Linked DNA regions of Homo sapiens: region 2 is linked to region 1. The links are chromatin contacts, found by POLR2A ChIA-PET in ENCODE. All regions are on one chromosome and are shown on one strand. Each heading gives the region's core, a stretch centred on a gene start or an enhancer-like site at or near the end of the contact. The rest is flanking DNA. Distances are from core to core; before and after follow the strand shown.

Region 1 (5,291 bases), core at 2,393-4,892:
ATGCTGACCTTGATCTCTTGGCTGAGCTTCCAAGTGATTTTTGATTCCTCATTCTCCCATCCCTGGAATCTATCATTCATCAGGCCTCATCTAATATATCTCTCAAGGTTCTCTCCCAGAACCCACTCCTCATCAGCATTATCTCCACAGTCTCAAGTCTAAGTTCCCAGACTGTTCTCAGCATCCTGCACCACGTTATCAAAGCTCTAATCATAGCCTTTCTCTGGCTAAATAATCCCACTTAGGAATAAAACTTTTGTCTTAGTTGGAAGTTAAGGTCCAAGGTTTTCAGTGTTGCTTTGGGGTCTTTTTCTCAATCTGAACGCAAGCTACTTTCCAGTTTTGGCTCCTGCCCTGAGATCTGGGTGCCATGCTAGCACTCCACCACACCCTCTGCTCATTCTGTCATGCTGCAGCAGTTACTGTTTATTAAGCTTCTGTCCTGTGCCAGGCAGCTTTCTGGGCCCAGGAATACAAAAAATACGAAGAAAGGCTTCCCTACACTCAAGGAATGAGGTGTAGTTGGAGTGACAGTCATTGTAAATGGATAATTGCAAGGTTGTTAGGTAGATGCGAGGTATTTATTTGGGCATGTACAAATTTTAAAGGGAGCAACTAGGCCAAAGCCCCTCACTGTGGCCCCAGTACTTAGGGGAGATTATACTAAGATAGTGATATCTGAGCAATGATTTCAATAAAGAAAAAAGTTCACCAAGCAGACAAGAGGCCAAGAGAAGTTCTAGGCAGAGGGCACAGCACGAACTAAGGCATGGCCACTAAGCAATTTAATATGGAAGTATTTGCAAAAGATGAGTAAGAGCTAAATTGTGATAAAGGAGGATTGCTTGAGCCCAGGAGGTCAGGGCTGCAATGAGCCCTGATTGTGCCACTGCACTCCAGCCTGGATGACAGAGTGAAATTCTGTCTCAAAAAAAAAAAAAAAAAATTCCTTGGCCTCAGTCCAGACTCAGAATCAGAATTTCTGGGGTTGGGGGGAAAGCCTGGTAATTCTGCATTTGTAATCAAACCCCAGGTACTTCTTGTAAAGAAAGCTTTGGAACACTGGTACTCTAAGAGAATAATAGAAAACAAGATCAAAACAAGAAGAAACTGGAGGCAGAAAGAGCAGTTGGAAGACACTTGCTATTGCCCCAGAGATGGCAAAGCTTGAACCAAGGAGACAGCAGTGGGGGAAGGAGGAGGGGCAGCTTCAGGAGGCCTCGAAGAGGCAGACTGTCAGAGGTAGAGCTGCAGACGCCACCCAGGCCTCTAAGGATTCTATCTTGAACACTTTCATAAACATTGGGAATATGAGAGACGGAATAGGTTGCTGGGAAAGATAATGAGCTCAGTTTTGGAACATGTTGACTTTGAAGTGAAATCCATAATGAAGAGCTGACACTTGAACAGGCTGTTCTGGAACTCAGGATAGAGGTCAGGGCTGGAGATAAGGATTTCTGAATCATTTGAATCACCAGTGTATAGGCAAGAGCAGGAAAAGTGAAATTCCCCCAGGAAGCAGGTGGAGTCTGAAGGGCCAAGAATGACATATGGAAGCCTTCAGCACTCCCGCCCCTCCTCATCAACCTTCAGCCTCATCTTTCTCCTCTGTGCCCTTCCCCCAATCTCTTTTTCTACCTCACACAATTTTATCAAAGGCCATCTCCCAGCTGTTACTATCCTAGATGGAATTAACCTCTGCACTGTGCTACGGTATTTCTTTGTACTCCCTTTATCACATCTCCAGTCATTTTAGATTAGGGCTAGTGTTGTCCCATTTTCTTTTTCACCTGTTAGAGGCAGAAGTATGTCCGGATTTCCAGTACCCAGCACAAAGCTGGTGTTTAGTAAATGTTTGTGGTCTTGTGGTGGAGATTTAAGGATTATTCATTCATTTGGACTTATAATCCTAGTGTCTAAAGTAAAAATATCTTTCTTTGATCAGAAAGAGTGTATACTTTATGCAACCTAAAACTTAGGCACTTAATTTTTAAAAACATTTTATTATAATAATTTAAAACCATTATGTAGTAACAGAATAATAATAAACCTCCAAATACCCATCACCCAACTTCAATAATTATCAACGCAGGGTCAATTCTCTTTTATCTTTACTTCCAACTCCATTGCATATTATTTTGAAGCAAATGCCAGAGAACATATCTTATCAGTAAAAGAGAAGAGTTTTTTAAAACCATAATATTATCACACCCCAAAAAAATAACAATAATCTCTTAACATCAATATCGAGTCATTGTTCAAATGACCAATTTTCTCATAAATGCAATTTCTTTTAATTTTAAAAAATTAAGATCCAAATAAGGTCCACATGTTGCAATTCATCAATATGCCTTTTAAATCTCTTTTAATCTATAGGTTTCCCCCTGAACCCCCTTTCTTGCGAATTATTTATTGACGAAATCAGGTCATTTGTTCCGTAGAGTTTCTCATAGTCTAGTTTTTTGCTGCCTTCATTCCCCCAATGTAGTGCAACATGTTCCTCTGTCCTCTCTATTTTCTAAATTGGCATTTGGAACAAGAAACTTGGTAAGATTTGAATTTGCCTTTTTGGCAAGACTTCTTCATGAATGGGTGTATTCTTCCTTCATCCATCAGGAGGTCCGTACTGTTTGGTTGTCTGTATTCTTGTTACGTTAGCAATCACTTCTCCTTAAGGCCTAGATCTATTAGTTCTTTAGAGGCCATAGAAAGGGGACTCTATTACTCCTTTGTTGTTTAGTGGCTGAATTAGTTCTTTAAACAAGAACTTCACCTCATGCACTATTTAGTTACTGGGGCATACAGTTCATATAAGGAAGGCAGAAAAAAATGGTAGAATTTATTTACCGGTTATCAGTTCAATAATGAGTTGCCTCCCAATCATCTTCTAAACATGACCAGTTTTTTGAGCATCATTATGGACTCATAGATTTAAACATATTTGAGATGTTTCAATCTATTGCTGGTATTATCCCTACTGATGTCAAAACTGTGACACCTTTGGCCATTGGGAGCCTCTTTAAGTTGGTTCTGCTGTCCTTTTGAGAATGACCCTGTAGTCCTCAATAGCTTCCTCACTACCTATATGACAAAGTGCTTCAGGGATCCCTTGTTCATTTCCTGCCCTAGACCTTGACTCAGCCATTTCTTCAAGGAGCCTGGCTCTTTGACATGGGAAATGGTATTTCAGGACATCAATCAGGGATTTGGGGGTGCTCTTTGCACCTGGGTTGGCTAGAGACTGACTTTAAATTTTTGAATTTCTCAGACATACTAGTGGCTAAAAGTGCAGGTGCCAGAGGTAGACTGTCTGGGTTTGAATCACCACTCTGCCACATATTATGTATGTGACACGGTGCCAGTTTACCAACTTATCTGTGCTTCAGTTTTTCTCAATTGTGAAAAGAGAATAATAACAGTAGCTAAATATGTAGAATCCTGTAAAGTTTAAATGAAGCGATTCATGTAAAATGCTTAGAATAGGGCCTGGCACATAGGGCTGTGTAAGCATTGACTATTATTATTCTTATTACTAGTCTCTTTCCAGCCTCATCATTGTTGCCTGCTTACACTGTGGGTCAACTGATATGCAACATGGACTTACATTTTATTCATATCTAGTGACATGCTGACTTATTTTAGAGAACTAGTCTAAGTTACATCTGCAACATTTGTCCTACTAATCTGCTACTTTAAATGATGCAATACTTGCACATATTAGAACATTTCCTGTAAAGGAATCCAAATTCAACAAAACAAATGGCATTCATAAGGTCACCAAGCACCAGTGTACTTTCTGCTTTTTATACTTGTCTGGAAAGGGGTAAATTAGCAGAAGCCTGGCTAGGAGTGACCCCACTACGGAGTTAAGGTCTTACTTTGCACTGGGGGCTTGGACAAGCCACATTCGTCTTGTCTTTCCTAGTTGAACACAGGGAGCTATTGGGGTGGCATTCCCCAAGCCCTCCAGATCCCTTTCTAATCAAACTGGTAGAATTACAAGACATATCCCAGATCACATAAATCTTAATGCTGGTTCTGTCTGGAAGCCCATTCATATTATGAAATCTTGATCTATTCAGCCATTTGCCATAATTCTTTCGTCAGGTTCGAGGAGTTAAGATCTCAGCACTGCTGCAACTGAAGACAGTGAAAGGGAAGCAGCAGACCTGTGGGCTGTTTCCTTGGTGGTCCATTAGACCCCAACAAAGCCTCAAGGTACATCTTCTCTAAACCTAAAAACCCTACGGAGCTCTAACAAGAACAGTCTCTAAAGTAGTTAAATCAAAGTTTATTTAAAGCAAAGGCATTTGTTTATCTGCAATTTTATATACTTGCATTACTGACATATAATTGTGCTATCATTGCATCAGCCATGCCAAGTTTTCCACAGCTCACTGGCTAGAAATTCTCAGGATGCACTAGGGTTCATTTGTGCTTAAACAAAAATTTACTTGCTTGTTTTATTCTTTTCTTTCTTTTTTCTCTTGACAGCACTCTTAGCATTTTTTTTTTTTACTCTTACCATTTTATAAAAATAGCTGTCATTAGATTACTTGACACTTAAAACACTTTGGATTAAAATGTAATTTTAATCACATATTTGTCAAGAGGAAAGTGTGAATAAATAATGGTAAATTTATGTAATAGAAACTATTAAGCCACTAAAATTATAAAATGTATTTTGAAATCTTGACATAGAAACATGAGAGAACAAAAACAAGCTCCAAACAGTTTGTATAGTAGGATTATATTTTAGTAAAATAATAATTATTTTACATGTTGGCATATGCATAGAAAAAAATCTGAACAAACAAGTTGTTAATAGGGATTATCTCCAGGGGTGAGATTATCATTGTCTTTTCCTACATATTCCTATAGTTTCTGAATTTCTTATGAATACTTATTACTTTTCCAATCAGAAAATGTTTATTTTTTTGAAAATCAATGTTGTTGTAACTTGTTCAGAAGAGTGAAATAATACATTATCCATTGTAATAATAATTTTAGTGAGATTTCTCATGGTAGCTTCTCAGGAAATTCTATAATACTAATAAGTTTCTGTAAAAATTGAAGTTATTAATACAATAACTGAAGTATTGAAAAACAGTATACTTAGTCTTCTCAGAATCCAAAATGATTTGGTGTATATTTTTATATATATGCAAAACCAAATGGAATTTAAAACTTTGAAATCTTTAGAACAATCAACAAACCACTTTCATTCATTAAGCATGCATTTCTGCTACATAGTCTGTGCCAGGCAATGTGCTAGGTATGCAAGTACCAGC
Region 2 (5,187 bases), core at 1,617-4,116, 8.8 Mb after region 1:
AACATTACAGACATATACTTTCACAGAATTTACAGTCTGTTGGATAAGATAAACATTGAATAAATTTTTAAAATTATGATGTTATAAAGGAGAGGTACAAGGATCTAGCATATGAGCATGTAATAGGTAACTTAGTTTAGAAAGATTTCTAGGAGGATAATCTCAGGTAATATTTAAACTGAACTCTGACAAATGAATAGGAGCTATTCAAACTACTATTATATGAGAATTTAAGTCCTGATCTACAGTTTAGTTACATACCATTATTAGGCACCTGTACTGTGCAAGGTGCTAAGGTAGGTTTTGGGAAAACAAAGTTGCATGACATAATGTAGTTTTTTCCCCCTCAAGAGAATATGTTCTAGGATTGCAGACATTTAACTAAAGAATTGGGGTTTTGAGGGGTGTTTGATATAATACAGAGACAGGAGTGATTAAAACTCCCAAATCAGTTGTGGTAGAAAGAAAGGCCTCTTGGAATGTTCAGAAGCCACTGCTTAGAACACTAGGAATACCACCATCAAAATGACAGAAGCAAATCAAGTAAAACAGTTTGAGTCTTTGGGGATTGAGAGATCAGGGCGGTTTCCCAGAGATTGGGATGATTCTCATTATTCTGGAACTCATACTGGGCCATTCTTATTTTTCTACTTTTTTTCTCATTTCTGCCTCCCCTTTTCTGAAAGTGTTGAGTGGTATTTGAAGTGCATGGTTTCGAACAATCTTATAGTTAGGATGCTTTTAACTTCATGGAGTAGAAAAATACCAATTCATTTGGCTTTCAAAAATGAGGGTCTTTTTATCCCATAAATCCTGAAGTAGGATATGCAGGGTTGGTTAATTCAGTACAAAAGCTTATCAGACCTTCCTTCTGCTGTGCTATCTTTGACATATCTGCCTCATTCTTGGGTCAGCTTCTTTCAAGGGCACTAATCATGGCAGAAGAAACGTGGGGTGATTGGTGGACACATACTCATTATGTGAGTAGAAAAAATACTATCTTTTCTCATGTATGTCTTTTTTCAGTGAGGAACACCTTTCTCCAAAGTGCTGTGACAGATTATACCCTTATGGCTTACTGGCCAGAATCATATTACATTTTATGCTTAAACCAATCACTAGGAAGGCTTTGGACCAATCTGGGCCTGGTGCCATCTCTGAAACACAGGGCATTGGGGCAGGGAGTTGGTGACAGAATAGCATTGGAGTAGCAAGAAGGATGAAGAATATGGCTGTTACAAATATGTTAAGATAAATGGAGTATAATCTACCAGAGCTACTCAAAGCCATACTGGCAATGTTTGGTTATTAGATATGCATATCTTTCCCACCCCAAACCTACTGAATCAGAATCTCTCTGGGAGCTTACCCAGGAATCTGTGTTTTAACCAGCCTCCAAGTGATTTGTATGTACATTAAAGTTTTAGAAGAACTATTCTAGATGTCCCAAATGGAATAGGAAATTGCAGCCTTTAGGCAGTCTGCTTTCATACTTTCATTAGCTTTGGCTACTCCAAAAGATACTTCAGCTTGGCTTTTGAGACATGCCTGGATAAGGAATTTGTATTTATTTCCATAGGCAATGAGAATTTCATCAAACAAGGAAGAGAAGTGATATGATGGGGGTTGCAGCTTAAGGAGATCAATCCATCCTCCTTGGCACTATTAGATTAGAGTGATGGGCAGACTAGTTAGAAAGCTGTTGTCATGACTAGGAGAGTAAAAATGCTAGGGGAACTAAGGTAGCAGTAATGGAAATGGAAAACAGTGAATGGAATTACAGCAATCATTTAAGAAGTTTTGATATTGCATTGTCCAATGTGAGGGGAAAGGTGGGAAGAGCCAACTGTGACTGTGAGGTATAAACCTTAGTTTCTACGGAAATGTTAATGCCGTGGAGAACAGGGTGGGCAAAAGAGTAATTTAGTTTGGATGATCAGTCATATTTTGGACATGTTGAGTTTGAGGTACCCAGCTGGGTATCCAGGTGTCAGAAGTCTTTAAGGAAGTAAAGAATGTGATCCTGGAGCTCAGGAAAAAAGTTTAGGATGAGAGGCACATGTTTGAGTGATCAGTAAGGAGAGTGGCATGAGAATTGAGGAGAAAAAATGGTCTGGGGACAGAATTTTAGGAATCTCAGGAGAGGAAAGGAGGAGCCAGTTAGGGAAACTGAGGTGTGGTCAGAGAGGTAAGAAAAGATATAGGATACACTTGAGTAATGGAACCCCATAAAGAGCTTTTCTAGGAGGAATATTCACAAATAACTGGGTTTAAAGGACTGTAGTGAGCCCAGAAGAAGCTGGTTAGCTTGAATTGGTTGTAAATCTAGCCGGCATAGTTCATATTTCCTTGAAATAATCAAGATAGCTTTATCTTGATTATTTCTTGATTATGTCTTGAAATAATCAAGATAGCTTTATCTTGATTATTTCCAGTTGCCATTAAATTCTTGGAGTTCTATGGTTATTTGGATCACAAGTCATTTCCCGATTTAAGATTAAGTGCGCTCTCCAATTCTCTGACTTTGAGTATCTCTCATTGTGGGTTTTCCAGGAAGGTTGGGACTGATCAGACAGAGGTGGCCTAGGGATGGCTCTTCAACTTCTCTGTTGCTCTTGGTGCCTTCCCTGTGGTTTTTCCATGGCCTGTGCATTATGAAACTAGCTTGTGTACTTATTTTGTTTGCGCCAGTGTCAGGGTGTCAGGGAAGGGTATTATGTATCCCTCTTACTTGCTGAAATACATGAAATGAGATCCATGAATTAAGAAACAAAAATATTCACTTGTCAGATTGACTGTAGCCCTCTCTCTTTTTTGGCTCCAGCTGGATAAAAAAGCCCATGATGTTGAAATTTTAGTTCCTATGAACAGGAAGAATTAGGAAACTGGGGGAAAGGAGGAACTTGTGAAAAAAAGTTATTGCCTGTTCTATCTGAAATTGACTTAAAGTGTCTAGTAAGTCCAGTTTTATGTGGTGGGGAATTATCTTGTCTGTTGATTGAACATAAGAAGAGGTTCTGATATAAATGCTTTTGGAGGAGAGTGTGGTATTTAGGGATTTTTGCGTCAAGGTTAAAGAGAGCCAGGCCAGGAAAAAAACATTAGCAAGGTATTTCTGCCTCACTGTGGTGGAATGGGACTAAAAAAACATGGCTTTGCTTCTGGGCTCCACCATTGGCCTGCTCTGTGACCTTGGATAAGTCATTCAACTATTTTCAACCTGTTTCCTCGTCTGTAAAATGATGAGAGTAGGTTAAATGCTCCCTCCCATCTATAAAAATGTTTGACTAAGGTAATGAAATGTTTGACTCCCAATCCACTCTATGTCTAAAGGCGTGGGGAATCAATTTTATATTGCTAGGCAATAGGGACAAAACACTTCATGAGGTTAGAAATCTTGGATTATTCAGAGGATTTTAGTTGACCTTCCTTTAGAAACACAACTGTCCTTGTCAGAAGTGTAACCTGAGAATGTTAAATCCAAGAAAGCTTCTAACATCTGTACTACTTTTCCTACCAGAAATTTCAGACCTTTCTTAAAAAATTCAGGATGGATGAAGAAGTCACCACTAAGGGAAATGGTTCCCTGCTCTGTGCCTCCTGGTCTGTGCCCAGATGCTTAAGATAGCTACGCTTCTTGTCTAAGCACTCTTCCTTATTCTTTATTCTTGAATATTTTTTATTCGTTACAAGCCCTTCCTGATTCTTTAATCACTAAAAACAGAGCTTTTAGAGGGGTAGAAGAGGTGACAGGCTTGTTGTAATGTTCTTTTGTTTAAGCCGATTATATTTATAAAGAGGGTGGAAGAAAACAAATTATTCTTCATGTGCATTGGTGCTGTATCAAACAAAAGAAAGAAACAAAGGTTAGAGACATTTCTCGAGTTTGATCCTGTGTCTGGGATTTTTTCAAGTCTGCCTCTGAAACTTAGACCTGTGTTGACAGAGAGCACATGCAATATTAAATGTGAGTCTTTCAGCCAGCCTTTCTTAGCTTGGGTTGATAGGATAGTGACTTGGGTTCTGTGTGTTTTGACCTTAAATCATGTAAATTAATAAGTTATTGTTCTGCAGAGGGAGCTTCTAAAATGTTTTGTTTTGTTTTCAAATGGTTCTCATTTAGACAAATCTCAAACAGCTACTTTAGTTACTTCTAAACTTTGTAGTTACATTTAGTTTTATCTTATATGTTGTCTTTAATTCTATCTGTATAAATGTCTTTTATTCAAATATAAGTGAAAGAATTTATAGTAGGTGGAGTATATAAGGGGAAAGAGTTTTTAGCCTTACTGAAATGTGATTCTGCTAAATTAACAGGCATTTGTAAAAATAACTAGTTATCAAACTATTTGAATAGAAACTTTACAAATACATTTTTAAAATAAGATTGAATCAAATACTAAGGATAGAAGGGGAAGGGTGGACAAATAATCCAGTTGTCCCTATTTTATGAGAAGTAAATAAGATGATTACTTTCTAGATAAAGTATAAAACAGCCTGTGTTGGTATTTTTCTGCCAAAGTGTTTGGGTCTGGGGTGTTTCTTTTTCTGTTTTTTTTTTTTTTTTTTTTTCTCTTTTCTTTTCTTTTTGAGACAGGATCTGCCTCTGTCACCCAGGCTGGAGTGCGGTGGCGCGATCTCGCCTCACTGCAGCCTCTGCCTCCTCGGCTCAAGGTATCCTCCTGCTTCAGCCTTCCAAGTAGCTGGGAATACAGACAAGCGCCACCACACCTGGCTAATTTTTGTATTTTTTGTAGAGATGAGGTTTTGCCGTGTTGCCCAGCCTGGTCTCAAACTCCTGGGCTCCAGGGTCTACCCGCCTCAGCCTCCCACAGTGTTGGGATTGCAGGCATGAGCTGCCATTGCCCAGCCTTTTTCTGTAGTTTTCTATTTTTGTTGTTTGTATTTATCTAAGAGGGATTTCCGTCACCTTTAGTGAGATCCATCTGTCACAGAAGTGCCCGGCTATGCCAAAAGCATTAAAAGTCTAGTCTGACACACGTAAGCAGTGGAAAGTCTTGGCTGAAATTGGGAACCAGAAGATGGCAGGCAGCCCTATGCCCTTCTCCTTTTAAAATGAAAACGTCGATACAGGGAAGTAGAGGCACCTTGGAATTGCCAATACCTCTCAAGGGGTTCTTGTTTAGTGGAGAATATGAAACTGGAGTGAAACGAGTCCTAACTAGT

The links. ChIA-PET counts read pairs that join two places held with the same protein, here RNA polymerase II (POLR2A).
Region 2: POLR2A ChIA-PET joins it to region 1 with 12 read pairs in activated CD4-positive, alpha-beta T cell. The contact joins two enhancer-like sites. POLR2A ChIA-PET finds 5 or more read pairs at or near these places in 3 of 52 experiments (Caco-2, activated CD4-positive, alpha-beta T cell and activated T-cell).

What each region holds. Positions count from the first base shown.
Region 1 is chr2:55,096,374-55,101,664 of GRCh38, forward strand. It overlaps a transcript of RTN4 not described here. Among named protein-coding and RNA genes, the nearest start is that of RTN4, 49 kb to the left of the region's middle. Within about 2 kb of position 3,643, at least 7 of the 41 ENCODE cell types and tissues checked have a DNase peak (open chromatin) inside an H3K27ac peak, as active enhancers do.
Region 2 is chr2:63,850,970-63,856,156 of GRCh38, forward strand. All of the region lies in intron 1 of UGP2 (UDP-glucose pyrophosphorylase 2), which reads left to right. Among named protein-coding and RNA genes, the nearest start is that of UGP2, 12 kb to the left of the region's middle. Within about 2 kb of position 2,867, at least 5 of the 41 ENCODE cell types and tissues checked have a DNase peak (open chromatin) inside an H3K27ac peak, as active enhancers do.